Linked DNA regions of Homo sapiens: region 1 is linked to region 2. The links are chromatin loops, found by intact Hi-C in ENCODE. Cell type or tissue: Caco-2. All regions are shown on one strand. Links, peaks and the distances in the headings refer to the core of each region. The heading gives the core; the rest is flanking DNA.

The links. Peaks named below come from ENCODE experiments on the same cell type or tissue, not always from the same donor. Only the 100,000 strongest peaks of a DNase experiment are listed, where the experiment ranks them.
Region 1: it touches region 2 in a loop (5-fold over the local background); 1 of 110 quality-filtered maps calls a loop at or near these places.

What each region holds. Positions count from the first base shown.
Region 1 is chr5:31,085,137-31,101,163 of GRCh38, forward strand. No RefSeq gene overlaps it. Among named protein-coding and RNA genes, the nearest start is that of CDH6, 100 kb to the right of the region's middle. In Caco-2, for the core only: no CTCF peak of the experiment used is centred there; no DNase peak of the experiment used is centred there.
Region 2 is chr5:31,154,959-31,170,985 of GRCh38, forward strand. No RefSeq gene overlaps it. Among named protein-coding and RNA genes, the nearest start is that of CDH6, 31 kb to the right of the region's middle. In Caco-2, for the core only: no CTCF peak of the experiment used is centred there; a DNase peak (open chromatin) is centred at 6,963.

The DNA of each region.
Region 1 (16,027 bases), core at 3,898-7,897, 71 kb before region 2:
ATCTCCTCAAACACTCCTATTTTGGTGAGCTTTTTGCAACTTTTTAAAAAATCTGTAAATTGATGATGAAGGTATGCTGGAAAACATATATGCACCTCAGTCACCCTAAGATGCAAAAGAAGGAGAAAACACCGGAAATAAGTGTATATCTCCTACCACTGGAGAAAATAATGTTATCTAAATTGTCAGGTAAAGTTACAAAGATGAAATTGGGTGAAAAGTTCTCAAATGTCTCTTCATCCTCGTAGTCTTCTTTTCTAATCCTACCTTTGGAGAAGACTACGGGAACCTGCCCATATTTGTCTTCTTCACATAAGACCAGAACCAGTTTTGAGATAATAGTTTTCTGGGTTGCTGTTCAAAACCAGAAAGTGGGACAGTAGAGATCCAAGCGGGTTTTTTTTTTTTAAGTATGCTTATTATAGCCCACCGAGGATGTTATCTGGAATGGCAGCAAAAAGTCTTTAGAGAGGAGAGAAACGTTCATTGCTGATTTTATAAATCTCTCCAAAGTTCCTGAAGGCTAATTCTATTCTCACCCAGAGTTCAAAGTCTGACCACCAGACAGAGTGGTTTGAAGTAGAAAAGTAGGATGGAATAATTTCTATACTTTGAAGTCCAGAGAAAGGAGGATCATTTCAGGGGCCTAAAGCACACACACCAAACTCTCTTTCTTTCTCAACACCACTGCAATCAAAGGGCGAGGTTGAATAGAAATTTAAAAACCTTAGAGGAAAATTATCTTCCTGCTTTCAAATCTAGATTTGCTTCCTCTCAAATTATAATTCTTTCTCAACATGGAAAGCCCATTTTCATTGCCCAAAAAACATATGTAAGTCTTAAAAATTAGTACATGCAAAACACAATTATTTCGTATATCTGGCATGGCTGAAATATTTTGCAGTGGTTTTGTTTCCAAAGGAAAAATAAATTTGTATATTTTAAGTTCAAGACATCTAAAAAGTTACAAGTTATAGATAATGTTATAAAAGCCCATAATAATATTTTCACAATGTGGTTTTCCTTTTCCCCAACATATAATGCATTGGGTTGTACACTTCTCATCCGCTATATCGCACGAGGTCATTAACAAATCTTCCAGTTTCTCCTCCTGCACTCTCCAGCCTAGCTTTTTAAAGGCAGCCAGAATTATTTAAATTGCACATCTTTATAATTAATGGTTATAAATGGACTCTCAAGTAGTTAATGGCTTTCTCGAAACTGTGCAACCATGGTAGAGTTTCCAAAGAATACAATTTAATTGATGAATAGACCTAATGGTTTTAATGTAAGTTATTTGATGGGAGGAATTTGATTGTGGATTCTTGGATCCATGAGATCATGAAGCCAAGTGCCTTGCACAAAATTGACATTTTTTCTCTTAAAGAGATTTTCTGTCTCCACTTAAAACATGGATATGCCGTCTTATTTAGCCATTCTACACCTTCACATGGTGTCTGCCTATTATTTCAAAGAAAAAAAAGGAAAATGAAAAAGCTACTTCTGGCTTTAGCATTTATGGCTCCCAGAACCAGAAAATAAAGACTGATGTTAACCGAGTTGATAGCTGGACTGGGAGAAATGTAAAGCTAAGAGCTGGGAGATCTAGTGGACACTAGCACAAAACTTTAAAAGGAAAATGCAACTTCTAAGCAGCACGCAAGTGAGTTGTAAGTCTCTCATGATGTGTGTCTCCAGAAACCCAACTGATCTCAGTATGATTGATATATGAGAATGACCTTGAGGTAGGTGTGAGACTAGTGTTTTTTTGTTGCTTGCTTGTTGTTTTCATGACTTAAAGGAAAGTAGTTCGAGGTGTCAGTTGCTGTACTGCTAATCTTCTCTAGGCCAGCGTGAGCTGAGCACTAAGCTGGAATTCCTGCCTGTCTTTGACAGATTACTAAAATAGCTGCCCTCGGAAGGCTGGTGCTTTTGGGTGTAACTTACTCATTTGCTGCATCCTCCGCATTGCTCCCTAGATCTGCCACTTTCCTCATCAGGGCTACTGCCACAATGTTAGCATCAGATCTGCTTAATGTCACTCTCCTGTAAATGGACCACAGTAAACATATTGGGCAGTCTACAAGAAACGCTGGAGATGAACAATTTAGCCTTAATATCTGTCAGTGAGAGCAGGGACCATCTGGACAAGGCAGTTAATGATCAGCATTACAGCAGCATGCATTGCTAGGCTTAGCTATAATCTCTGGGCCTCAGTTTAACAAATGTAGGGGAACTGAGAGGGAATTTGAGCAATACAGCAAAAGATCCCCCAAGGTCCTGAAAGAATGAAAAAAGATTGAGTCTCACCTGGCAGTAACTAAAATATCCACACATTGTCACTCTCAAACAACAGACACAGCCCAGTTTAGGGCAAAAGCGAAGAGGATTAAGGTTAACTGCTTTGGAAATTTAAATATTCCTCTTTTTCCCTGCCCTCCTCCCCTCCCCACCCACCCAAAAAAGAGAGAGCTTTTGCCAGCATTACTCAGACACCTGAAATCTGCTGTTGACCATAGAGAATCAATTAATTCTTGCTGGGGCTCATGATGTAGGCTGGTAAAAAGAACCCCTATTTATTTATTAGCTTTAGCCTTTGGATGAGCTCTAGGAAGAAGAGTGCAGGAAGGAGAGAAGCTTTTATCCGGACAAAGGCGAAAGATTGAGATTCATTGGAAATAGTCCTAAAGGTCAAGGGGAAGTGGCCCCAATCATAAAAACCCATTCCTAAAAAAGTACATTTAATGTTTTCAAAAATTAATGCTACAATGGTTTTAATGATAGGTCATTTTATTCATTATGCTGAAATTGAGTTTCAAAAGCATTATCCATTTTGTTTTTCAGGAACTAAAGAAGTAGAGAAAACATTTCACAACATTTTGGTGGTTTTGTTTGCTTTTTTTCTTCAAGATTTTAGTTATCAGAACCATGAGTTTAAACAATAACAAGAAAAATGCAACTTTATATACACAGTCAGAACTTCCTCATTTCAAAATGAAATAAGTATTATTGAGTTTGCGATTAGGTCTTAAGCATTTATCTATGCATTTAACAGGAAACTTTCCAGGAACATTTGCACAAGCCGAACAGCCACATGTCATCTACATACATCAAGGATGGAAAACACCTTGTTTGCCTGCTACCACTGTCCCCATGGCATTTCCCATGGCAAACTTTCTTAATTGTCCATAACCCTGTTTCCCAGTGCACTCAAAGAGAGCTTCACAATCCTTCTTAACACATCCAGTTGCAATCCTTGTCTCAGGAGGCAAGCTGAATCTATTTTTATTTATATCAGACATACTATAAGTTCCAGGGAAAATATTTCGGATGGGAAAAATATAGGAAGAAAAGAAGGAAAAAATGAATTATTTAGTGCTTGTTATATATAAAATGTTTACTTTATGTACCTTATGTATTTAGCTCTCACAACAACACTTATGTATTTGATTTACCAACAAGTCAAAGGCCGAGAACCAAAAGCAACTTAAAGTCCTCCCACCCTCCTTCATGTGATTATAATATAAATTAGTTTTACTATTCCATAAAAAGTAGAGGAGATGATTTGGAAAAAAAAAATTTAAAGTATACCATGTCCTCTAGCAATTATATCAGGTATCAAAAACCTGGCAAGAGAAGAGAAGAGAGAAGAGAAGAGAAGAAAAGAGAAGAGAAGAGAAGAGAAGAAAGGAGAGGAGAGGAGAGGAGAGGAGAGAAGAGAAGAGAAGGCATTAAAGAAAATGTGTGTGTAGCTTTTATTCAACGAAAATGGAACAAACAACACCACTTGGAGTGCCCATGAGGCTATGATTATCCTAAGTCCAAGTACCAAGAGTGCAGTTAAAAATAAGAAGGAAGAAGAAAATCAAGTTGGGTACAGTGGCTCACATCTTTGGGAGGCTTAGGCAGGAGGATAGCTTGAGCCCAAGAGGTTGAGGCTGCAGTGAGCTGAGACTGCACCACTGCACTTCAGCCTGGGTGGCAGGGCCAGACCCTGTCTCAAAAAAAGAAAGAAAACTACTCCATCTACATGTCCATCTCATGAGTCTTCCAACCCTTCCTGAAAACTCTTGGACTCTCCTCACAGACTGCAGATTTTCTGAAAGCATCCACTCTTTATCAACACTCTACTCTTCCCGTGTTCAGCTTCAGAGATGAGAAGAGTGCTGCCTGAAATTCCTCCAGTAGTAGAAACCCCAGTTCTATGATTGGACTAACAGCTGAAAACACTTCCTCAGGACACCATGGAGACTGAGGTCCTTTTCCATTTCTTACAAAAAATCAACATCCTTTACTTTGGAATTTTCTGTAACTTTGCCATCTAAAAGGAATGATGCTTCACAGCATTGGTGCCTTTCATAGTGGGCTTTTGCAAATTTTTACCAGTAAATTGTTTTTACAGGTGAGGAGCTGAGGTTCCCAGGGGTTAGATAACTCACTCCATGCTACATGGCTAGTGAGGGTTTGCTCAGCATTTAAACCCAAATTTGCCCATTTCCAAAAAAAAAAAACAAAAGCAAAAAACATGCATTTTTATTTACACAATGGTAGCAAGTAGACTTCTATGAACTTAGAGATAGACACTGTCAATTCAAAGACACTTTGGACTGCTCTCTGCTAATTGTGTTCATTGTACATAAATCCACTCCTGGCCTCTTCAACCATAAGTTTTGATTTCAAGGGATCTGCCCCATAGAACCTTCAAGCATGGCCTTAGTCTTATAACCATTTTCTGGTCCCTCGAATACTAACAAATCACATTTGTAGCACTTCATAATTTAATAAAAGTAAATTATCCCTCAAAAGTAAGGAATCGTATCCACTTCTTAATGACTGAGAAAGAATTAAATATCCTGCCCAAGATCACAGATAAGGAAAAGCTCAAGACTTGAACCTAAACTTGTGATGACCATTTCAAACTTTCTTCTATTAAATTATGCTATTAGGTAAGTTTGATATTCACCAGAAGAGAGACAGAGATAAAGAGTAATGAGAGTTGAAAGGGCCAAATCAGGAATGAGTTATTGATGTGGTGGCATTTGAACTGTCTTTAAAAAGAGTGTTTTAACATGTAGATATAGGTGGAGAGGAATTTCAAGTAAAAATGAGGATAAACAAAAAGACTTAACAAAGAATAATAGATCTGGGAAGGGACTAATAAGTTCTATGTATCTAGAGCAAAAATAAAGTAGGTTAGTGCCAGATTACAAAGGAGGACATAATTCATCTCAAGAATATTTTTCTTTGGGTAAACGGTTTTTGAAAAGATACTATAATGAACAATTTTATGTTTTGGGAAGATATTTTACTTGAAGCCATGCAAACACTAGGTTAGAAATAGCAGGGGGAAAAAACAAGGTGTCTGGTGCTAATCCAGTGAGAAATTAAGTGAGTCTGAAATGAAGCAGAGGCTCTGTGGGAATGGAGGCCCTGAGGAGGATGGAGGACAGGAGCAAAAGAGAAGAGCTTGTGGAAGAGTTTGAGGTGCCTGGTTTGAGCATCAGGATGACTCGTGAGGTAATTAGCTGACGTCGGTGATTTAAGTAATTTAGGGAGAAAATTAATTAGCTTGGCTTTGAACTTACTGAATTTAGGTGCCTTCATCCCACCAGTCTGTTGGAAATATGGAAGTACAGCACACAGTGTCAAATGAGAGTAGACAAATAGATAAATGCTGGAGTCACTACTTAATAGGTGCTATGCACAGACAACAACAAATAGTGTATTTGGCCCTGAAAATGGTACCCAAAGAGGAAGTTTTGAAAAATCTTGTTGAAGACTTGATGTGAATGTGAAGAGCTTTGTTGGCTTAAAGGGCTTGGAGTTTTATTATAGCAAGCCATTGTGTGTCATATTTGGTTGTGAAGGTTGGAGACCATGCCATTAATACCAAGAGCTGGAAGAAGGTGAGTTTGGGAGTGTTCTGTGAGCACACAAGTGAAAAACAAGTACAGAAGGTGCTGTGGCTGCTGGCCTCATGCGCAGCCTGCAAATTCTCCTTCTCAGTTATAATAACAGCACTCAGCCGTGTGGCACGTTTTCACTCTTGGAAAGAAGTTTATTTCCAAAATTAGGTTTTTCTTCTAAAAGGTTTTTGAGTCCTACGAGATAATTAGGAAACCATGCCTCAAAACAGAATCTGACGTAACCCGCTTTGTTTTCACTTTCAAAGGATGGTTTTTCAGAGTTTGTCAGACTTTCAAGCTCTGAGACAGGCCAAAAAAAATTTTTTTTTCAAAATTTCAGGGTAGGGACCATGACTGGTAGAACATTTTATTTCTCATGGCACCTAGCTCGAAACTGTTCACAAATAAATAAATAAAGACAAGTGCAAATCTTGATAATGTCAAAATTATACCTTATTAGCAGGTTATGATGAGGAGTGGGGGAACCTGAGATACCAGATTTTAACGGGCAGACTTTACATGTAAGGACTAGTTCTCACACAGGTTTTGTTGATACTGCAAAACTTCCAATTGCTAGAACTTTTTTTTTTTCATCTATTTGAAGCAAATGCTAAGTGAAAAGTGACAGGATGCTACGCCTTCAAGATAGGTCTGTGCCTGTTGGAGAAGAGTCTGCCATTACGACTGCAACAGCACTTCACCAGCTAAGGCTGGCAAAACAGAGGAAAAGCTGTGCCCCACCTGGGAATGAGGAGCGTATTTCTCTTAAGCATCCCAGGGAAAAGAAAAATACCGCAGTGGCCTGTCCTCAAATTAGATTATAAATGCACAAAGCAGGGCTCCTCTCCATCTTTCAAACTTGATGAGCTCAGAATTGCTGGTGCTGTCCCCTGGCATCTTAAACTCGCCCCTTCCTCCTTTCTTATCACATTTCTAAATTCTTCCCTAGGCTTCCAAATCGAACTGGGCCCCATCCCATCTGGGGAGATTTCTTTCACCATCTCCATCCAGCCCACTTTCTTCTCTCACTCCTTTAGCTTTACATCCTTCCCTGGGATGTAAGACCACCTGGTATTTGTGCTTCGTGAACTAGCCTTTTCAAGGCATTGATGTTTTGCTTCCCCAGTAAGGATTGAAGGCAAATAAATAGCATCCCATCTTACTTTGTATAATACCAACAGCCCAGTGAGTACAAACTGCTTAACCTGTTCATCTCTTTCCTGAGAATAGATCAAGTTATACATAATCATATGTTAAGTTTTTAAATTCAGCACCCATGTAAAGATAAATTATTTTTTACTTGGACAATAAGTCATATAACCACTTTCCAAAGCAAATACTTTCTAAAATCAGGGGGGAAAGGGGGACAAATCAATCCCCGATGGGCAGCAGGAGAGAAGACCGCATATAAAAACAGCATTTATCAGAATCTACATTTTAAACTTTGCAACTGTTGATGGTTTAGGACAGGTTTTCCTTCTGGGCTTCATAAAAACTGAGACCAGCCAGGAATAACGGGTACAATAAAACAATGAGAATTGTGAGTGTATTCTTCAAAGAGCACTGACTATGCCAGACAACAGCATGTGGGGTTTGTGGGTGCCACCATCAAGTGATTGAATACTTTTTGAGGCTTATGATTAAAAGTTCTAGAAAATTCTAGGATTATTGTATCTTTAAAAGTCCTGCATCTTGGCTATGGCCACGTCTTTAAAAAGCATTACAAAATGGAGTTTTATTCTCCCTTCCACGACTCGACTTCGCAGACCACTTGAGTAAAGAGAAGGAGTGGGATGCTTGTTTTTCTCCTATCCTCTCCTCCAATTAATTTGTCACAGGAGACTTTAGTTTCCCTTGTTGTGTTTTGGCCCCTGGCTCCACCGCAGGCCATGCAGGTGATGACCCTGGAACAAAATGGGGACATTCTCTGTGCCTAATTGGAAGCAAGTTCACACACCCACTCCTTCTCCAAGGTAGGCCAGCTTCTCACTTCCCCACAGCGTTCCTTAAATTTATAGAAAGCAAGAAGAAAATACAAGATTAGCAGAGCAAACCACAGAGCAATGGCACCAAATGGAAGACTGGCCTAAGATCAGTAGCATTTCTAAGAACTCACAATTATCCCAATAGGAAAAAAAGAAGATAAAATGACAAATATTCCAAAGCAAATTTATGTTTTACCAATATATGTGTTCTGGTGTTTGAGATCCAAAAGCTGGTTCTTTCTCTTGTAGATTTTCACTGGGAAATTCAAATTTGCTTCCATTCCTTGATAACCCAGAGAGGTAAGTGTAATTGTTTCCTACTGCACCAGTAACAAATTACCACAAGCTTAGTGGTAGTTTATTCTCTTACAGTTTTGGTCAGAAGTCTAAAATCAAGGCACTTGGCACAGCTGCACCAAGCCTCTTTCTTCTGGAGGGTTTAGGAGAGAATGGGCTTCCTTATTTTTTCCAGCATCTAGTGGCTGCCTACATTCCTTGGCTCATGGTCTCTTCCTCCAACTTCAAAGCCCATCACTCCAACCTCTGGTTGCATAAGCATATCTTTTCCTCTCTGACTCCAACTCCACTGCTTTCCTCTTATAAGGACCCTTGGGATCACATTAGATCCACCTGAATAGCCCAAGGTAATCGCCCCATCTCAAGATCCTTAACTTAACCACATCTGCAGTCCCTTTTGCCGTCTTAAGTAACATGTTAACAGGATCCAGGTATTAAGACATAGACCTCTTTGGTAGGTAATTATTTAGGCCACCACAGTAGCCAAATTCAATCTCTGATCAAGTGCATGGACAGAGAATTCATATAGTGTACAAATAATCAAGATTTGGCTATAATTAATAATCTCAATATGTTACTCAGTTCAGGCTGCTTTACAAAAGTACCATAGACTGGGTGGTTTATACACAACAAAAATGTATTACTCAATGTTCTGGAGGCCAGAAGTCCAAGATCAGGGTGCCAGCAAGGTCAGGCTCTGGTGAGGGTCCTCTTCCGTGTGCAGGCTGCAGACTTCTGTACCCGCACCCGTTGGAAAGAAGGTGAATGAGTTCTCTCTGGGGTCCCTTTTATAAGAGCATTAATCCTTTCATGAGACCTACACCTCCATAATCTAATTACCTTCCAAAACCCCATTCTCTAATACCATCACATTGGGGGTTAGGATTTCAACATATGAATTTAGTGGGAGAAACACAAACATTCAGTCCATAACATAGTCTTCAAAAAATAAATCAAATGACACTTTAAATTGCAAGATAACATACCGCTGAACCACAGAGATTTCCAAAATATTACTTCTCTTTCTAGCCTCAAGGGTTTTTTCCCTTCTCCTATGTTATTTGGGTGAGGAGAAAAAAGAGAGTATTAAATATAATGGAAAATGGGCCTGGTGTGGTGGCTCATGCCTGTAATCCCACCACTTTGGGAGGCCAAAGCAAGTGGATCACTTGAGGTCAGGAGTTCCAGACCAGCCTGAGCAACATGGCGAAACCCCTTCTCTGCTAAAAATACAAAAATTAGCCGGGTGTGATGGCAGGCACTGCTAATCCCAGCTACTCATGAAGCTGAGGCAGTAAAATTGTTTGAACCTGGGAGGCGGAGGTTGCAGTGAGCCAAGATCATGTCACTGCACTCCAGCCTGGGCAACAGAGCAAGACTCTGTCTCAAAAAAAAAAAAAAAAAAAAAAAAAGAACAAAAATATATGCATGGGTGGATAGATAGATAGATAGATAGATAGATAGATAGATAGGAAAATGGCCAAGTTGGCAGTTTGTATGTGGAAAAACTCTCTTCAGAATAACTTGAACTGGAAAAAAAAGAAAACAAAACTTTTTTAAAAAAGACTTTGATGAAACGTTTCAAACTGCAAAAGTGAAATCTATTCTCTTTTACAGAATTGAATTCTCATATCTTTATGTCCTGGGTACTTCTTTTTCCAAACATATTGTGGTAGTGGAGATATAAGCTCAGGAAACACTAAGCAAATTCCAACAGATTAGCAAAGGTGATTTAGATATATTATGTTGATTTAGATATCAACATGCTATGAGAGATTACTTCTACTGATCACAGCAGCTAAGAAGACTGAGTATTAATCAGCTAATGTTTGCAGCTCTTGGGGGGACAGAGGTAGTAGATACAAACTGAGAATTATAAAGAGAACAAAAGGAGCATTAGTCAGATAGGTAGGAATAAGTAAACATCATAAATTAGGGTAATAGCAGGACTCTACATCTTTCTTTCCCTCCTACCTTGAAAAAAACCTGAAACTGAAGCTTAATGCATTTCGTGCATATTCACATACATTCATTTAACACATGCTCTATTCAATATTAACTAAAATCAGTTCCCACAATCTTTAAATAACGTCCAGGATAAAGTCCAAATAAAGTCTTTAAATTTTAAACCTGTTTAAAATTCTTGGCCTAATCCTTCTAAACTTATTCTATTCATTTGGAAGCCAGTGTGTAATAATGGAAATAAAATAGAAATAGGGGGATGCCCAAAAACCAAGGTTTTAGATCTCACTCTTCTGCAACCCCCCTCCATGACTTCAGACAAACCTCTTGTCTCAATGTGCTTCAATGGCTTTACCTGTTAAGATAAAATAAAATGTTTAAATTAGTTAAAAATCATATAATTTAGTAAATCAGAACTTGTAATGCATCCTAGATACTGTATAGTAAATATAATTTCTCCATTGATGATAATTATGCCACCTATACCACAAAACTAGTTGGAACTTGGTAAAAAACAAAATGCAACTCACTTTTTAAAAATATGTTTGCTCGGGTCACATAGGAAAATATAAGAGATGTCAGTATTATTAGGACTAATAATATTGGATCTTATAAGTATGTTATCTATTAATAATAGCAGAGGTTGGCAAACTCTAGTCACCAGGCCAAATCAGGCCAGCCATCTGTTTTTGTAAGTTTTATTAGAACATTGCAAACATGCCCATTCATTCACATATTGTCTATGGCTAATTTCAGGCTACAGTGACAGAGTTGAGTCACTGTGATAGAGAAAGTATGGCCTACAAACCCTAAAATATTTACCATCTGTTCATGTACAAAAAAAAAGTTTCCTGACCCCTATCTAATAAAATAAAATGATGCAGGGACAGTGATAAATTCTTTATCTCACATTAAAATCAAATACAATTTTGTAAAGCACAGTTAAAGTAATTGATTTCTCATTTTATATTTTTTCACATGTTATAGAAAATGTGCTATCTCTTTAGTAAATACTTTGTGATACATTCTTTTAGTTGGTTTTCTTTTCTGGGAGAGGAGCTAATCTATTACTTTTATTACTGTTAAGGAAGTAAGGATGGAAAACATGCAGCAGGAATAAACAGTCTCCCAAATCTTAATGACTTGTAACCACAAAGGCTCATTTCTCATGTCCACCGGGCCAGCTGGGGGTTCCATGTGTCCTCTCTGTCTCCAGGAACCAAGCTGACAGAACTCTTCCGTGGAGAAGTACCCATCACTGTGGCAGAGGGAAACCGAGCACAGCAAAATGGCACAAAGTCTTTTAAAGCTTCCACCCAGAGTGAAACATCGACTCCAATCATATTTCATTGTTCAAATCAAGTCACATGGTCATGTTGAATCTAAAGAGAATGAGTCAGTCCAGTTCTACCATACGCCCAGAAGGAAGAAAGCCAGATTATCTGAAACAAACTCTTAGGACAGTCACTGTAACCCAGCCAAAAACAATCTGAAAGAGAGATACAGTTAAAGGGCTCTTGCTTGTGGAGACTGCACCAAAGATGGTACTACCATAGAAAGCATGACACTGTCATCTCATTGTAATTTACCAATGTCTAGATTCTGTGGCTCTGAGGTCATAGAATATTGGTAAAAGTGCTAAACCATTCTTACAAATCCTGTGATAAAGATTTCTTTAGCAGTGTGAAGAATTATTCTTTTGACTGAAATGTTAGGTTTTGGTTTTTTTTTCTGAATTCTTGGGCATTTCTGGATTCCATTTATTTGATATTAATAATAATTCCTTGGTACTTTCCAACACTTAAAAATAGCCACTGAAGTTTACCTCTGAATGTTCTTAATGTTTATAAAAATTTATATGACACACAAGTAAAACATATTTTTTAAATCATTTTTCCACTATTAGAAAGTATATTTAGGCCAGGCATAGTGGCTTACACCTGCAATCCCAGCACTCTAGGAGGCCCAGGCAGGAGGATCACTTGAGCCCAGAAGTTTGAGACCAGCCTGGGCAACATAGTGAGACCCCATCTCAAAAACAACAACAACAAAAAAGAGCATTTAAATCATGGTCTATTTTAGTTTCTAAAATTACTTTCCTGGGTTTTTGAAAGAAAACAACCAAATTAGAATTCACAAATGATGTGCCAAGTTATTTTCATTTAAATACCTATTAAAAGGGAATGAATTTGGTTTTACTTAACATGTTGCATTTACCTGTTAGTTACTTAGCATATCAGAGTGGTCAGACATAAGCAAAGAATTTGTGCCAAGACTCCTTTTTGAAAGTTACATCTTTAAATGCTATTGACCAATACAACTTCCAATGCTACACATCAGAAAAAAGGATATCAAAACTATAAATCATTTTCAAATTGCAAAAACTAAAAGGAAATTTTTTGTTTAAGGTTAGTCAGATATGGGACTCAGAGACTCCATAGTAAATCGCTATATTTAGTGAACACTCTTAAACTCTTGTTACAATACAATTAATATTTAGTATGTAGGCATGGAACTATTCTATACCATCAGTATAGGAGTTTTTTTTTTACAATAATGGCTTAAGGAAAACAATGTATCAATAAAATATATATTGCTTTCTTGGTCAAATATAAGTTGATTCTATTTAATGCAGAAAACAAGATTATTTTCAGTCTGAGTGTCTTCACTATTGATAAAATAGGCTGTGGATGGGCTCCTCTAGCTAGAAGGACCATATGCACAAGAAACTGCTTGCAGTGAACATGACATATGTCATACCATGTGCCAAATACCATCCTAGATCTGGAAGTGACAATTTTCTCATATATACTGGCACTTCAAGCTCTGTAGCTATGGATTCATTGCTCCATAAGAGCTCAAATGTGTGTTTCTGAAAAGCTTGGTAGGAGATTTTCTGGCAATTAGCTGTACTACATTTTATATTTCTTATCTAATATCCTTTAATTAATATGCTTTGTGAACTATTTTTGTTGTGCCTCTCAAAGGTCAGACATGAACTTAAATAATGTACTCTATAATCTTCAGATTTCTAAGGAAAATGGAACCATACCCTTAGACAAACAAAACAGATATAAACTTTGTTCCTTTATCTATGAAATTAACCTAGTTTCTCTAGAAAAGGAGGCTAATTCTACTGTCTCTATGTACCTTATTGTTCTAGTCAATTCACACACACAAAAAAAATCCACATGCTGAATGGCCAACTGCCATATTTATTAACTAATCTATTGATCAAAATATTTGTTTTTAAAAAGCAACTACTGATAAAGCTTCTAGCAATATATATGATGGGATGGTTTCTGATATAGTGAGGATTCCTGCAAGGTTTTAGTTGACTGATTTTTATTTCAGAATTTTATATGGAAATTTCCAGTTTATGCTGATGTTTCTCCAGTTCTTTTATGTCATTTCTGCTTTTAGAAAATGTTGAGATTCATTTACTAACTTTCATGTAGTATACCAACATTAGTATGTGATTTCTAGCAATTAATAGCCAACATTTAACGTAGAACATGATTGTTCTTGTCTTTCCCTAATTCAAATTTCCTGTCTATTTAGCATATTTAAGGTTTTACTATTTTTAAGATTTAACCAAATTCATGTGGGGTTTTTTTAGCCATGTATTGCTCTTTTCACTCGTGCTTACTGTCTTTCCATTGTTATCATAAGTGGTAGTGATCCCTCCCATGCATTCTCACTTCCTGACCATGACTTTGAAAGGTATGCAAGTTCTGTCTTGAATCTCTTTACTAACAACTGCCACGTCAACACATCACCCTTATTAGAACCCATATTTTTTTGCGTGACATGATTATTTTGGCCTCTTCTGATTTCTGTTACGCATGTCTAAAAGTTATTTACTTTTTATTTTTAAAATAAAGTGTAGGTATGTTTACTATTCCACACCAATACCTTCAATTAGTACATAAGCCTTAATTTGTGTTTCTAGCAACAAAGGTTTACATTTCAATGTGATGTGATTTTTTTCATCTGCTTTTGAATATCCAAAGTTTTTGGCGAATGGATACAATTGGATAAATTGGCATGCTGGCTATTTGAAGAATTGGCTATTCACTTACTTGATCATTTATTGGACTGGTTTTGGGTAAATTGGTCTGCTTCCCTAGATCACGAATATCTGGTAATGAGGAAGGTGGAAGATGTGCATGTTCTATTCACACATATACACATTATGAGTTACTGTATTTTACATTATGAGTTACTGTATTTTTCTGCCTGCAATTCAAACATTGAATTGAAACTCCAAGTTTCAAGTATTATGCTGGGAAAGCAACATTTCTGCCTCATTTCCCCTAGTTGTCCACTTGGAAGTGTCTCCCGCAAACAAGTATTTCCAGCTTCACGCCAGATCATGGTTCACCTCAGTGTCAATCAAAGTGGAAAGTCTTAGACCTAGGAGTTCCAGTATGAGGCTTTTTCTTCTCTGAGAGCAACAGAGATGTGTGGAACAGACAACACTTCTTCCTGCAAGCTGTGACCTCCAGCAGTTAACAGGAATTGCAGTGTAGGACATAGAAATGTACAGCTGAGCAACACTAGTGGTTATTCCTAGATTCCGGGGGTAAATGACAAAGTTAAGCCCTTTAGAGGGAGAATTCTCTGGGCCTCACTCAGTCCCAACCTGGCCCCTCACCTTCTAGCCTCAATCAAGCCACAGAAACCTACCTCATCTCCTTCCAGGTGTTTCTCCTGCTCACCCTGTCCCTCTGGAATCCCTTTCCTCTAGTCTGAATTTCAGTCCAAAGCAGCAGTACCCAGGCACAGCTGCACATTCAAGTCATCCAGGGAGCATATTTTAAATTTCAACGCCCAGACCTTACCCAGAAATTATTATTTGATTGTTTTGTGGGGGCTAGAAGTGCGTTTTAAAGCCTGAAGTTCCCCAGATGATCCTGAAGTGCAGCTAAGCCTAAGAACACATGTCTACGGAGAGATTACCAAACCTTTCCACGTGACTTCCCACATTATAATCATACTGGGGAGGCACACTGCGGTGAACTGGGAAGGCTGCTGGGGGTTGGGGATGGTGTGATGGTTTGTGGGGACAGCAAGCAGTGAGAAGTTCTGCTTGACCAGATCTCACTCAGCCATTTAGCCAATGAAGCTCTACACCCATAAGCCATGTGTGGCATTCCTGTTTATTTGTGGGAAAAAGATTTGGTTGCTGTGATCTATAGTAATAATCAGAGGAGCTTCCACAGACTGGTCGGAGATGACTAATGACATCTCAAGTGCTGAACCACTGTCCAGCCCAGTACATGGTAGGCATGGCCCTCCCAGTATGTTTCATTTGGAGATTACCCACTGCACACACACAATTTTCAAATTGTCCATGGACTTGCTAGAAAACATATGTGCACTCAGAAGGCTAGAACCATGTAGGAATATGGGAACTATGTGTTCCTCCTATTAGGTAGCCTAAACATAGACCCACAGGACACTTTCCATAATATTAACTGACTAGTTCAAATCTACTCATCCTGATCAGCAGCCATCATCAGTAAAAGCCCATAATCAAACTCATCAAGTAGTAAAATTTGAAGAACAGGGAAAAGGCTGCAACCTCACTGACAAGAAATGATTAATTTTAAAAGTTGCTGTCTTACTTGGGTAGGCAGGTAATACTCAATCATTCCTCCGCACTCAGATCAGAACTGGGATGGAGGAGTGGAAAGCCCAACACCGAGCACTCAGATGCCACCGTGTCACCCCGTAGGAGGCTAAACAGACAGTGCTGTTTAGGAAGAATCAGCAGCAGATTGTCCTGGATTTAAATAAATTGGCTTCATGGGGAGTGGGTACAGCACATGCTCACACATGAGCATGCCAGCACAACAAGCTGCAGAGCTTAAG
Region 2 (16,027 bases), core at 5,416-9,415:
CCGTATAATTGGATCTGTTCTGCACCCCTTGCATATAAGTTTTCTTGATGCAGAGCCCTGAGTGCATAAAGAAAAGAGAACGTGGAAAGAAGAGCAGCTTCAATCTGCTTTGCTGTCATTTGGATCTTTTGAGTTCTGAATTCTTTTGGCAGCTCTAATATAACAGAAGAGCTTTTCCTTCGGTGACTATAAAATCCCAATTTGGAATGTTTTTCTCACAGACTTATGTGAACGTTGCCAATGGCTACTTTTCACAAAATTAATTCTCACCCTCAATAATGATTTACAAAAGTTTACTGAAGTACTGATAGTAAATATTAGGAACTGTAAAACAGATATCTTTGCCACCGAAGAAAAGTGCTTTCTCTATGTACACAAATGTTCAGGAATCAAACACAGTTTCAGTAGATGTTGAAATAAATTTTGAGAAACAAAAAACATCACTTCTTATAATTTATTATACTCTGCGTTATTATCAGTAATTCCTGTCACAACAAAAGTAAAATGAAATCACTCTATAGGGACAGAAAATTCCTGACATAAGGAGGATGCTGGTTGTGGGAAATACACAGAAAACAGAAAAGCTTTTTCTATCAGGCATGTTCTACACCTGAAGTAAAGCTAGATTCTGGTCCCCCCGCTCTGCCACTAATAGACCTCTGGAAAAGTCACCTGACTTCCCTTAATCGCTCTTATCTGAATAATGACTGAGTTAGCCTAAATTATTTCAAAGAGCCCTCCCAGTACCAATCGTTGTTTGTTTTATAATTTCCTAAATATCCAGTAAATTTTGTCAATGGGGAATCAAACTAGATCAAATTTAACCTCTCCTATTCTTTAGCAGTCAGGATTTTAAAAACTCACTTTATTTGAAGGTTTGCTTCAACAATAACGATTACATTTGAAAGTAGTAATCAGAAATCAAAGTTTCCATCACATAATGCATGTTTTGCTTTCGTGCCAAGATATCTGTCATAGCACTGGTAAGGAGACACTTCTTAATAGGTAGCACCTCCCCTAGTGATGTGCAGTGTCCAGCAGGAATGGTCTGAAAAAAATGCCCACTTTTCCTTAAATCCTATTCTGGTCACAAAATATTAAAGACAGATTCTTGCCATCTTCCTTTGGGGCTGCAAACTTTGTGTGGATCTTCACTGGTCCTCCTGAGACAGGAGGCATGACGCTGTTGCCCTCACCAGGGTCTCACCTCTCATTATTTGGCTCTGAATTGCCCCAGGCTGTAGATGAGAGTATGGAGATTGCAATGTGTGCCCCATCTGCAGCCTGGGACACTGGCACAACTAGCCACTTGCTCTGGTCTTCAGGATTGCTGGACGATGAATAGCACTATGTGGAGTCATATTCTGTTTCATTCTAGTCCATTATTTCAGATGAGCTCAGGAGCAAGTGGATTGAATACATGAAGGTCAGCCAGCATCATGGCAGGGTGAGAGAGATGAGAGAGCTGAACTTCCAGCTCCCAGCACTAGTTAATGGAAATAATAGAACCAGAAGGGATTGGTAACAGTTTGCAATGAATGACCTCCCTCTACAAACTAATATATACATGTTTCCATTTCTTTCATTTTAACTACTACTATTAATAGGATACTTTGCATGAATCCCTCAATCCATTAATCTGCTTTTTTTAGAACCAAAACATGCATAGGAGAAGGTTAATCTGTCTTCTCTCTCTCTCCTTTCTCTCCCTGAAAACAGAAAACAGCACCAGCAAGAGCAGCAGTAGAAAGACAAGGGAAATCTGGCCCAGAATAAATTGGTTGTGCTGAAACATTTGTAATTAAGCATGATAACCAATTACGGAAATACCTGGGGTAGTTCAGTGATTCTCTCTCCCACATCAGAGGTCTCCTAATCAATTTGAAATAACCAAACACTATAGAAAATAAGCAAGATCACAGCGTTTGCAAATGAGTCTCAAAAACGGATTTCACTGCATGAAAATGTTCATTGTCAGGAGAAAGACTGTTTTCACAATCTTGCAGGTCATTTGCATTTGCATTTGATTGGAGAAAAGTCCTTTGTTCTTTTCTCTCTTCTCATATCCTTTACAACACTACTGATTTTTTTCTTCTGGTGATTTAGTATTTTTGTATCAGTGTGTTGTACCAAGCCCTAAAAATACACCAAAATAAAACCTTTTGTGCTGAAGTAGCTAGTATCCACTTCAATTATTACTTAATTTCACTGCATTGAATGGGTTTCCTGGAATTTAAATTAGCAGATTTATGACATTGTGAGAGGTTGTTGGACAGAAGTTGCAGTTGTAGAAGTCTGAAGGCATGGTGAAAGCCACATAGTGTATCATGGACAATACCATTCAAATATTTCTTCACTGCAAAGCCCCAGCAACCCTCTCCTCAGATATTTGAACTATCATGGGCAAGCATTTTGAGGGCTTCCAAATCAAAAAAAAAAAAAGGATAGACCATTCAAAATCTGTGATGGTGCATCACAAGCCTGATACATTTCTGCCATTTCCACAGAAAAGAAACATGGAAAGAAGGGTCAGGGAGTTGGAAGAGGAGAGAACATGACATGCGATACTTCCACTTTCTTAAAGGCAACATTACATAAGACATCTGCAGCGCTGTGCTGGTCAACGCTAGATTGGGTGAGTCTCTTAGTAAATTTCATCTATCAGTCTCTTAATAAAGCCATAATTTATTCAAAAATCTCTCTCAAGTTCTTTTTTTAAATATTCCTCCCAAAATCATATTTTAGGGGAATCTGTGTCTCTTCTGTCTCTCATCTTTCTCGTCCATCCTATCCTATTCCACTACTGTACACCCTATGATCCCTGTCTTCTCTCCCCCTATTCCCTGTTCCCTCACTTTTCTCTTCTCTTAGCTGTTCTAGCTCTCTATGTATATTTGCAAAGCCTGCATGACTGAAAGTGTGTTATCACTTCCTGTCTTCCTCAGGACTTAGACAGCATGACCTCTGAAGTGTGCATAGCTCGGCCATATTCACAGTGATCCTAGCCATGCCCTCTTCCTGTCGCCTCTGTTAACAGAAAATCATCACGCCCACAACTTAATGTTCCACTCAGAGAGGTGCCCAGTTTGTGCTAGCTAATTTAATCCTTCACGTTTTTAAAAATTTTTAAATAGAAGACATTTTTATTCTGAATTATTCTCACAACTCTTGCTTATCTTTTTAAAGTTGACAAAGTAATCACACTTTTCAAGTTAGTTAGGAAACTATTTATCCGACCCAGTACAAGAAAAAATGATCTAATTTCATTCTTGGCAAATACAAGAGTCCTATGTCTTTCTAAAAACGTTCTGCAAAATTCTTGGGTCCAATCCTTGAAATAGTTTTGGTTTCTGTACTTACCTTTCTTCCTTTGCGTCCTCAAGATTTCTTTCTTTCATCCTTACTACCCTGCTAATACACACCTGCCCTCTCACACACTCACAAGCAAGGGGAACCAACAGGATATTAACAAGTAAATATAAAAATATGTACCATTGCTTGCCACGTTTTTTCTTCAGCTGTGCTCAGTGCTGCTTTATTTGCATCTTTCAAGTATCAGCTCAATTGTCTCTTCCACAGAACCTTGCCTGAGCACACTGAGTGGGGTTAACCTCCTGCTTCCATCCTGCCACTGTCACTTTCCATCATATATTTTTAGTGGCTCTTATCAGTATACAAAATTATCCCGCTTATCTATTTGTGTGCATCTGTATTTATATATAAACATCTGTATATGTGCATATATGTGTGCATATACACATTTGCTTATGTGTATATATGTGGGTGCATATACACATATATATGTGTGTGGCATTCCTAGAAACTAGTCCCCAAGTTTATTGTGAATCCCTTCAGAGACAGGAAACTTAAAAGCAGCCAGACACTATGCCTTTGAACCAGCTAGCCCACACCAGAGTCCTGCAGCCATGACAACCTGTTGCACTTTCCATTTCCATCTTGAAGGCTTTAGTCTCATATTGTCTTAATAATCATTCTACTTAACACTCATACACTCCTACACTCCTCTAGACTCTTGCAGAGCCTGTCTTTGATCTCACAAATGTCGTTTGGACCTGATACTCAGTACTGCTTCTGTGATGCTGAAATCAGCCCTCTTCCTCCACTGCAATCTCTGGTAACTCTTACTAGATACTACAGGAGAAACCTCCGCCCAGTGGATATCAGGCCTTCTCTCCTACCCCATCACTGTCTTATGCAGCCTTTTTTAAAGAAAAGTTTTAAGTTTAGAGAAAAATTGAGTAGCAAGTACAGGGAGTTCCCATATCCCTCCCTCACCCCCAGTTCCCACACAGTTTCCCCTCTTATTAACATCTTGCATTAGTACGGCATATTTTTTACTGTCAGTGAACCAGCATTGACACCTCATTATCTGCCAAGTCCACAGTTTAAATTAGGGTTCACTTTTGATGTTGTACATTCTATGGTTGTGTGTAAATGCATAATGACATGCATCCACCATTAGAGTATAATGCACATTCGTTTCACTGCCCTAAAAATCCCTTCTGCTTCACCTGTTCATCCTTTCCTCCCTCCCCCTGAATCTCCGCCAACCACAGATCTTTTTACTGTCACTATAGTTTTGCCTTCCCAAAATGTCCAATGGTTGGAATTACACAGTAGGTAGCCTTTTTCAAATTTATTTCTTTCATTGAGCAATATGCATTTAAGTTTCCTCCATGTCTTTTTATAGCTTGATAACTGATTTCTATTTATCACTGAATAATATGCCATAGTTTGGATGTACCACAGTTTGTTCATCCAGTCACCTATTGAAGGACAACTGTAAACATTCTAGTGCAGGTATCTAGTTCAGGTGGACCTAAATTTTCAACTCCTTTGGGTAAATATCAAAGAGCACGGTTGCTGGATCATAGAGTAAAAACATCTTTAGTTTTGTAAGAAACCACCAAACTGTCTTCCAAAGTGGCTGTACCATTTTGCATTCCCAGCAGCAATGAGTGTTCCTGTTTCTCCACATCCTTGCCAACATGTGGTGTTGTCAGTGTTTTGGATTGTAGCCATTCTAATAGGTGGATAGTGGCATCTCATTGTCAGTTTCATGTGGGCTTTTTCTTAATGGAGTTTTCCTCTTTTAAAAAGAAACTGGACAACTCAGTGTTTTCATGGGCAAGCTATGGCCTAATCGGGAGCTGACTATTAAAAGTTTTTCCCTTAGAGTTAGCCAAAGTTTTTTTCCCTATAACTTCTAGATACTAATGCTAGTCAAACCTTTGAGACCATGAAGCTCCAGACAAATATCTTTTCCTCATGATGCTACTTCCACTATTTTTTTAAACTCTATATTCTCTGAGTTTTCTCTTATCATAGAAAAGTACTCATTTAACAGCATAGATTTAATAACTTTTGACATTATCTAACTACATTCCAATTTGTCTATATATCCTGAAAATGTGGAACCCATAATTGTCCACAAACCATACATAAATTGTACATAAATAGATGGAGTCTGACCAATACCAGAGGGGAGATCTTCAACTTCCTCCTTCTGTTCTCCAAATAAGTCTAAGATTTCATTGACATATGGCTACCCTATTACAGATGACCTTTTCTGAGAATCTGCTACATTCAGTTGCTAAGCAGGAAGGTTTTTTGCTTTTAAGGTAGGACTTTACCTGTATCCCTATTAAATTTCATCTTGTTAGAGGAAGCTTGTCAAAATGTTTTCAGATTCTGATTCTGTCATCTAATATATTTGCTATCCATTCCAGCCTCAGGTCATTTGCAAATCTGATAAGCATACATTCTATGTATTCAAACACATCATTGATACATGAGTGTAACAAGATGTGGCTAAAAGCAGAGCTCAGCAGTCCACTATTAGAATCACCTTCAGGCTGGCATCTCCCTGTTAATCAGCATCCATTGAGCAACTCTGTACAAGACGCCACGCTAGGCACTGCAAGGGATGTAAAGTGGCCCAGTTTACTCCTTCCTAATAGGGATGTTTTAAAGGATTCTTAGCAAAGAGAAGACATGATGAAAGAAGTGTTTCTGGAAGATAAGCCTGAGTGGTTGTCCACTAGGAATTGAAGTACTAGAAATAGGAACTTCATACACTCTTACAATATTACAAATGGGAGAAAGAAAAGTCTGGATGACAATCTTTATTCGAGAAGACAAGTTATTGTTCACTCATGAGCTCAAAGCAATTTGTCGACCACCTTTCTATAAAAATGAAGCAACCCCACTAAATTTTCAGATGAGAGTAGGATTTACTTTTATTCATGTCAGAAAGCAACGGATAATGTGTGCACCCTCTGTGCCAAGTACTGGGCTAAATGATGGGTAAACCAAGATACAAATATAACTTTCTTCTTACCTTCTCAACTCACTCAAGAGCCAGATGCATACACAGTATATATATACAATCAACCATAATATATGTGCTATATTATTATATGATAATAATGTACCAGCAGTCAAGGAATACTTCCCCCAAAAAATGACCATTGAATCAGAAACCAGGAGAGTAAGATGTTGCTTAATGAAATTCAGATCTTTCATGAGGTGGGATATTGCAATCAAGCATGATTCAATAGATCTATGACATCTGTACGCTGCCTCAAATTCCAGAGAGTAAAAAACTCAAGCAGACATGCTGATCAAGTTGTTTCCCCATTAAGTATAAGGATTTCTTGTCCTTAAAGTTAACCAATGCTTAAAAACTTCAAGGTCTTTTAGACAGAAACAATTTCACTCACAAAAAAATAAAACCATGAATTACTAGCATTCTTAGGAGGAATTAAACATGAGAATGATAAATGTTTGGCTAAAAATAGGAACCTACATGGAAATGAAGGAGCACTCCCTTTTTCTGTGTTATGTGTCCTTCTTGGAATCTTGTCTTTTCAATGCCTTGCCCTAGGCTAATTTGTCTGGAGCAAAGTTCACTTAGGGTATGCACAAAAGAACAAAGGATGTGATCACCAAGCAGGAAGCTTCTGAATACATTCCCTCTGTCTATAGAGTCCAAAGGCTCTGGTATGTCTGTCAAAGCAAGTTGTAACTTTCACTTCCTGGGGTGTGCGTTCAGAAGAAATAAGAAGAAAAACAAGAGAAGGTGAACCTTACAGCCCAGCAGTAAACTAGTAACTCAGAATTGCAAGCTAGCAAATAATGCATGCCACTGAATCACCAAGGATTCAGAGACAAGCTCGTTATTGCCCTCACCATTCATAGACCGTTCACTGCTTATCCGCGACTCCTCTCTTCTCATGTTGCCTTTATAAAAGTGCTTAGCAGAGCTTCTCCAAATATAAGCACATCATCAGTCCTTAAGTCAGAGTACCAGAGCGCTTTTCCCACTGTTACCCGAACTAGCCCAGGATATTTGAACAAAGCTTGAGGAAACCTGTCCTAACTTTTTTTAAGCATTTGGCTCTTTTTCTTTAGTTTTGCAAAGTTGTCATTCATCCCAGGCAGGCACTTAGAAATTCAGTCTGATGTTTCTAATTTTAATGAACTAATTTGATAAGCATCATTAAGACCAAAAAAAAAATTAATACCACCCAATCAAATAATTCTATAGATAGCTATTAAATGTCAAAACATTACTAAATAGTTTAATGCAATGCAGGAAAAAAACACAAGAAACATACATTAATCTCCTAGACTCCTATTGGATTTTTTCTGAAGTAATACACAATTATAGAATCTTCGAAGAAATGTGTAATATCTATCCCCAATTCTATTGTTTCCTCTACACATAACTAATCAATAATAATTTCCTTTTAACCGGATTCTGTCTTTTACACAACTCACAGTTAATTTGAATAGTGTTTTCCTAGTCCATCTTTCCCCATTGAGCTCTAGTCAAGAAACATTTTTTGAGAACCTTCTACAGTGCCAGATATTCTCTTATGTCTTAAGAATACCAAGAAAAATTATCCTCAGCAAACTAATGCAGGAGCAGAAAACCAAACACCACGTGCTCTCACTTATAAGTGGGAGCTGAACGATGAGAATACATGGACACAGGGAGGGGAACAACACACACTGGGGCCTGTTGGGGGATCGAGTTGGGGCAGGGAGAACATCAGGATAAATAGTTAATGGATGCTGGGCTTAATACCTAGGTAATGGGTTGATCTGTGCGGCAAACCACCATGACATACGTTTACCCATGTAACAAACCCGCACATCCTGCACATGTACCCCAAGAACTAAAAATAAAAATAAAAGAATACCAAGGCAAAAGTCAAAATTCCTTTCGTTAAAGAACTTATGTTTTTGTCAGAAAAATAAACATGCAGAGAGATAGTAACTGTTCAGTATGACTCATAAAAAAATAAAAGTAATATTGGAATAATACAAAGCAAAGAATAATTACCTATGTATGGTGATCAAGGCAAAAGAATCATAGAATTTATATAGACCTATTATGAAAATTCTGAACTCCAGCCTGACTATTCCTGGCATGATGCACTATCCTTTCTTTGAACTCCAGCTCAATCTGGTTCATACACTCCCTGGATGACAGGCCAATCAAAAAAAATAGTAGGGGATTCTAATTTGATTCTGGATTCTGGATGCTGAGGATAATCAGCTGCCTGGATTCTCCTTTTAGACTGGCATGGCCTTAGACCATAAGGACAATGAACACTCTGGTCTAATGATTTTAGACCAGGAGGACACTACCCCTAAAATGTCTCAGCAGGTCAAAGTTGGGATTCTTTGGATCTCTGTAAGTTTTATAACAATGTTCTCTCCTTCTAATATCTCACATTTCTGGATCAAATGTCTGAGCATAAGGAGGCGAGGTTTGGAAAGTGGTAACGTTATTACTACTTGAAGAAGACAGGACAATTTGTGACACTGGAGGAACAGCAACAATCCAGGAAATGAGAAAGGGAACATCTTATATCCTGGAATGTTCAGAGGAAAGAGAAGCTTCCCACTTGGAGCCTTCCCCAGGGAAAGAATAAAAGCCCCAGTGAAGGTCTCCCAAACTGTTGACAGTATGTTAAATTTAACTGGCTGACAGGGTTTACCATGCCCCACTAGATAGCTCTGACTACAATTTGCTCACCATTTTTCTCACTAAGAAATCCATCAGCAACTGCAGGTAAGGCCCCAGCTCCTGCACCTTCCTTGCAAAATACACATTAATACCTCTTGATGTCTCCCGGCCAGTCTCAATCATTCCATGGGGCACACCAATGCGACCTGGCAAGGTGTAAAAAAAAAAAAAAAACAGAAAAGATTGAACTGATGGTTCTTGGTCATTCCTTCCAAAGGCTCAATTATTCAGACTGAACTGGGAACCCAAAGGCTTATCAGTGAGCCAGAAAGCCACGCTGGAAGCACTGTCAACCTACGTCCTACGTCTCACATAGGTCCCACTTGGGAGGGCTTCAACCAATAGAAACAGTGCTTCCTTTCCAAAGGCTCTGTGTGTGCCCCCAGAATCATACTTCTTGTAACTGACCCTTGGTGGAAGATAATTAGCTCAGTTTGAACTTGTTAAGGTTTGGGAGTCTGTGAAACAGACTGGAGAGATCCAAAAGCTTCTTGACACTCAGCAAAAAGAATGAAGCGCATGTCACACTTTTTCCTACCTCTCTCCCTTCTACCTACTGTTCTCATCCTCTCTGAAAAAGCATTTTCTTCATTGAATTTCCATAATTAGCTCCTTTTATAACTCGTTTTTCATTTCTCCATTACTTGTAAAATATCCATTAGATGATTACCCACGTATGTATGCACACTCACTCACACGTATGTACAAAATCATAAATGTATTTGACAGAGTGATTTATATCCTTGCTGCTCAAGGTGTAGTCCATGGACTGCAGCGTTCATGTCACTTGGGGCTTGGGTACAATTGCAGAATCTCAGGCCCCACACCAGGCCTTCTAAGTAAGAATCTGGGCCTTAATGAAATCCCCCAAAGATTTGTATGCACAATGATATTTGAGAAGCATTGTTCTAGATTATTATTCTTAATCAAATATGGGCACACAGAGGGGGAAAATACATATCAAAATAAATATATCTAACTTATATGCATATAATAGGTTTTTTCTAATAACTTTCTAAAATATAATGATCTAACTCAAATAAAAGGAGAGGTATATGATAAGGCTGAGTTGGAAAGATTGCTGTGCACATGGTTAATCCTGGACATGTATTTAGTAAACACTGGTTAAACAGATGACTTGTGAAGTTCCAACTCAATAATTCTGTAAATGATAATATAATAAAGAGAGTTGGACTGAAAGTCAGGAGATGTGGATTAAAGTCAGGCCTTAGTTTAGCCCGCTATGGGATCTGGGGACTTGCAGTTAACATTTCTGAACCACTTTCCTCCTCAGTACAATGCCAAGCCTTCTCTCCTTACTCCGCAGTGTTGGTGTCAGAATCAAATACAATATTACATAGCATAGTAGTTGTGAATTATAAAGCAAAAGTGTAGTGGTATTGTTTTAGGCTAGCTTCTACATATGTAATTATACAGAGACATGTACTGTTGTATATTCATCCACCAGAACGCCTAAAATAAGTAAGTCATGCCTATTTTTAAATTCTGTATTTCTGTATCTAATGATATCCATTATAGAGGCTTCATGTATTACAAATTCATTTCAGATAAAAGGAAAATATAAGGATTAAAAACACTTACTGACTGCTCACTAAGAAAATGCCTTGACCTAAATTCTTTACATACACGAATTTATTTAGTTTCCTAAAGCAAACCCATGAGGCAAAAACTATTGTTATCAGGCCCATTTAACAGACAAGGAGACTGAGGGGCAAAAAGTTTTAATAACTTGTCCAAAATCACCTAATTATTAAGTGGCATAGCCAAGTTGTGGTTAAGCATTCTGGTCCCACAGCCCATGCTCCTACCTACAGTGCTATACAAGCCAACCATTCATTCATTCCTGCATTCTACAAATCTTTATTAAGCACCTACCATCTGTCGGGCCCTGTTCAAGGTGCTGAAAATACAGAGAGAAACAAAATACACATTCATGTCCTTGTGGAACTTACATTCCGGTGGCAGAAAACAATGAAAAAGTGACCAAATAATGTATAATTACAAATCATGTAAAATTCTATGAAGTCAAGGAATGGAATGCAGTAAGAAAGAAAACTAGAATAGGGTAGAGCTTAGATTAGATTTGGAAGGACTCTCTAATGAGGTAACGTTTAAATTGAGATTCAAAAATGCTTTCTAATGATTAAAAAAAGCAAAACCATAAATGCATACATAAGCATTGCCACAGTAAACATAATAGCCTACTTATAATGGATGGTATTTGAAAATCTGGAGGATGCAAAATTATGTCAAAAACTATTATTGACCCATTACATGTAAGGAATCCACGTCAGAAATCACACCCTAACTTTTTTCCCCAACTTTCTCTTCATCCTTTGCTGTAAAAACCAAATAGGAAAAAAGGATTGATTTATCTACATTATCTTTCTAATCTCCCAGGGAAGGCACAAGCCTCTTGACTCTCCTGCCCTCCCCTGTGGAATATACCTTGTTATAGAAATACATGTGTACTATTGTCCTGCAAGAAGAGAAAGGAAACAATATGAAGCCACTTCCAACCAAAGAATATTTGTCTCCCTCACAAAGACTTTGATTTGTACACATGCAAAAGAGAGCTGTCTATATTCTTTGATGTGAGCAATTTATGGTATTCATTTACTATGAAATTGAAAAAGGAAAAAATTAAACATGGTTGATGACTTTTGTCCATAGAAGAGAAGGTAAATTGTTTGATGACTCTTAGTTTAGCTTAGAGCTCTTTAAGAAAAGAATACACACCAACGCACACACAGAAGAGACAAATACACACAGACACAGATACACATGCACGTGTGCACACTTAAACCTACAAGTGTGTATGTATTACACATATATATATTATGTGTGTATATATTGCTTTATCTTACTCTTCTTTCTATAATTCTATAAATCCTGAAGTGAAACTATGGAAAAGATGGTGATATGGAGAAGTTTGGCTTATTTATTCTTTTATTCACCTTTGTAAAAAAACAAGTTTCCCACTGCATAAGTGGACTTGAGAGAATATTGTTGCCTTTAAAGGTGGTAATATTGTTCTCATGGGGAGGTTCAAGGTGAGAGCATATTGGGGCAAAGTGGTTCACTTGCAAAACTGGTTTGAAACAACAATCATGTTTATACATCAAATATAAAATGCATGTACATAAAATATAGAATTATACAAACATATACTTATATGTTCATATCTATGTATTGTGTATATACATACATATGCATGTACATGTATGAATATATGAGATGTTTTATATAATTTCAAGTTTTATTTTAGATTAAGGGGTACACATGCAGGTTTGTGACATGGGTATATTGCATGATGCTGAGGTTTTGGGTACAAATGATCTTGTGCATAGTACCCAATAGGTGGTTTTTCAGCCCATACCCTCTCTCCCTCCCCTTTACATATGAAATTTAAAGAAGAAGCAGTGCTATGTCCCTTTTCCAATGGGATGTCATCCAATTATCACCCAGACTAGCCTTAATCTTATGAATTGAAAGTTTCTATTTTGAATGCTAATTTTGAAGAGAGAATTTTTGAATTAATTGACTTCATTTTTTTAGAGCAGTTGATGGATTCAGGACATGCTATCCCAAAACTGGCGCCTTGGCATTTGAGAAAACAGCAGAAGCAGGAAGGTCTCTCTGACCTTTTCCTTCCCTTCTTCCCTGAAGCAGGCCATAAAGGAAATATCTGACCTTCCTCTAAGTAGGTGATAGACCCTCATTCAAGAGGTGCCCACTGTATACTAGAGGAAGGGAATGTCACACAAGGACACAGGGAAAAATCTGAATAAACAGGCCTTGCTAAATTCAGCCTAGTTATTACCATTCGAACACACTCACTCGTCCTCTAATCATACTTCTGCATGGCTGTCCATAAAAATACAGTTTCCCCTGTTGTTTCGTGGGGTTTTCAATTCTGAAGGCTTCTATGTCACACAGAACTTATATTAAATACATTTGTATGCCTTTTTCTTGTAAATCTGCCAGTTGTTATAGGGATCTCAGCCATGAACCCAGTAATGGGTAAGAAAAGTCTTTTCTCCCCTACACAGTTTTAAGTTGACAGAAAAACTGAACAGAAAAAACAGAGTTCTCATATATCTCCCCCACCCCTTCACACACACAGTTGCCCCACTATTAACATATTGCATTAGCGTAATACATTTGTTATAATTTATAAGCCAATATTGATACATTATTATTAACTAAAGTCCATAGGATTCAGGTTGTATGTATAATGCAATAGTCCACCATTCCAGTATCATACAGGGTAGTTACACTGTCCTCGAATTCATCTGTGCTTCATCCTATTCGTCTCTCCTCCTCAGCCCTCCCACCCCTGTCCCTGCAAACTACTGGTCTTACTCTGTCTCTGTAGCTATGCCTTTCTCGGGATATCAAATAGGAGAAATCATACAGTATATAGTCTTTTCAGGCTGACTTCTTTCACTTAGCGACATTCATTTAAGTTTCCTCTTTGCCTTTTCATAGCTTCATAGCTCATTTCTTTTTATCACTGAATAGTATTTCATTGTATGGACATAACAAGTTGACGACCCTATTCACCTATGGAAGAACATCTTATCTCCTTACAAGCTTTGGACATTATCAATAAAGCTGCAGAAGAGAGAATTTTTAAAAATCTATCTCTACCTCTTCTTTCCTAAGGATCCTAATTTCTAGAAAAGTCAACCTACTGGAAATCCCTCTAGAGTTGTGCTGTTGCTCATGTATTTTAAACCATGGCAAGGAAAAAGCATGGAATTTTAACAGTGGCCGTAACCTTCACAGAACACACACACAAAATTTTTTTAATGTTCAGCTGATACTGAGGAACTTGAGTATACACACAAATATTTCTATCTAAATGTTATTAGATTACCTAAGCAACTTATATTTTCTTTCTTCTCAGGAAATGTATAAAGACGTTCCATAACCTGAAAAAAATACTATGAATATCATATACACATGTGCTCATTTGTCATAAATGCATGTGCAATGGTTCTGTTTGCAGAGAGGAAAGGTACTTTTCTCTAAAAATCTATCTATTTGTGAAAAAATGTAATAAAACATATTTGATTTATTACATCCAACTTACTAGTTTCCACAAATTAATTATATCAATGTCTAGGACTGGAATTCAAGCTAATAATTCTACATCATTAGAATTTCATTTATAACGTATTGACAGCCTCGATTCCTTATCTTGTTCAAGGAAGTTCAAACTAAGGCCTCATTATCTATTATTGATAGCTATCAATAAAATAACATTATTGTATCATGTAAGTCTTATATTGATTTTTAACCCAATGTCAGCTACACTGAAAATATAAGTTCTATATTAAATGGACAGATCCCTTCCTGCCCAATAAACGTGGAAACAAGACAAGGGAAGCCCAATTATTGAGCAAGCGTAGGGAGGCGGACGATGCGTGCCTTTACTGATTGTCTAACCACACCAGACACAGAGCAGCATCTTTGCTCCTGGCCATGTGCCTCCTCCGAGCACCTGAGGCTGACCTCATTTAGTGCTGTGCAAAACCCAGGAGGCAGGCACAAGGCTGCCCTTTTGCACTGGTGTGGGTCATCCTTAGTCCCTCCATAATGAATGATTTAGCTCAGCCTCCATTTGTCACCAAGCTGCTCTTCACGTAGGTCCCCTTAGCCTGGATCTAAATGCTGCCACAAGCTTTATCATATCACATTGCTTTTCACTTAAAATAATGTCTGCATCATTTCATTACTAAACCACATATAAATCATTTTTATCCCAAGTCTACTCCATGGTATCACTTAATATTATTCCAACAATTTTGTGCCTTTTTCCCCCTTCTGATTTCTAGCCAAAAAAACTGCTCTACTTCCAAAGCTGACATCAAGGACCTTCCTGCCTAGAATCTGAATTACCACTACTAAATCTCCTGAACTTATCCCCAAAGTGTCCATTCTAAAATGGCTAACTTTTTACTCCCATATATAAAATCCTTACACAAATATCCACTTATGTGTCTGTGTTTTTTGAAATATGCCTTGGTTTTGACTTCACTTTTGTTACGTTTTTATTTCTGCTTTTGTCTTCTCTTTGTGTGCCTCTCTTTTTTTTAATAGAGGCAAGATAAAAAATTATCACTTATGCGAGAGTTGCTTTTCCTTTTAACTTCTCCTTAAACAACAGGTGAGCTCTTTCAAGGCCTGTCCTGCCAGCAGGTGGGTACTGTTCTTCAGCATTCTTCACCTTATCCAGGTATAATGGGGTAGTACCAGATAGTAGAGAAGGCCAAAGTTAAATGTTTTATTTCATTTTATGAAGGCTAAAGGGTGCTAAAGAATTCAAACGTTAACAGATTTTGAATAACAAATTGGTAACTCAAAAGCAGCATTTTGGGGAAATTGATCTCCATAATTCCTTCTCTCTAGGTTTTATTATTAGCTTAGTACGGGTCAAAGGCCATAATCTTTTCTCATCACTAATCCCTTAAATTAAGATTTTTCTTATGATTTTTCTATATAAGAACAAAAGTGTTTTCTCAAGAGAAATGACAACAGTAAGCTGCTGTTGATAAACAGAAGTTTATACACAACCTGGCAATGAAATATCTCCCATGTGGGAGATATCATAACCACAAGTTGGAATACTGATCATGGTAAAAAAAAAAAAATATTTAAATATGAAAGTATAAATGTCTATCTTGATGTATGCTGCATAAAAACATAGAACAAACCCATTCCAAAAGCCCATCACAGAAAATGTTATATGAGAGAAAGAAGAAGGAATAAGAATGGGAAAAGGAAAGTGATTTTAAATGCAATTTTGTACTTTAGAAACTAATTTCTTACTCTGAGAAATCAGAAGACAGATTTCCATGCTGTGTTATAAAAACATAAGTAGAGAGGACAAGTTTTGCATTTTAGTAATTGGAAATTGTGGTCCACTTCTTTATTTGA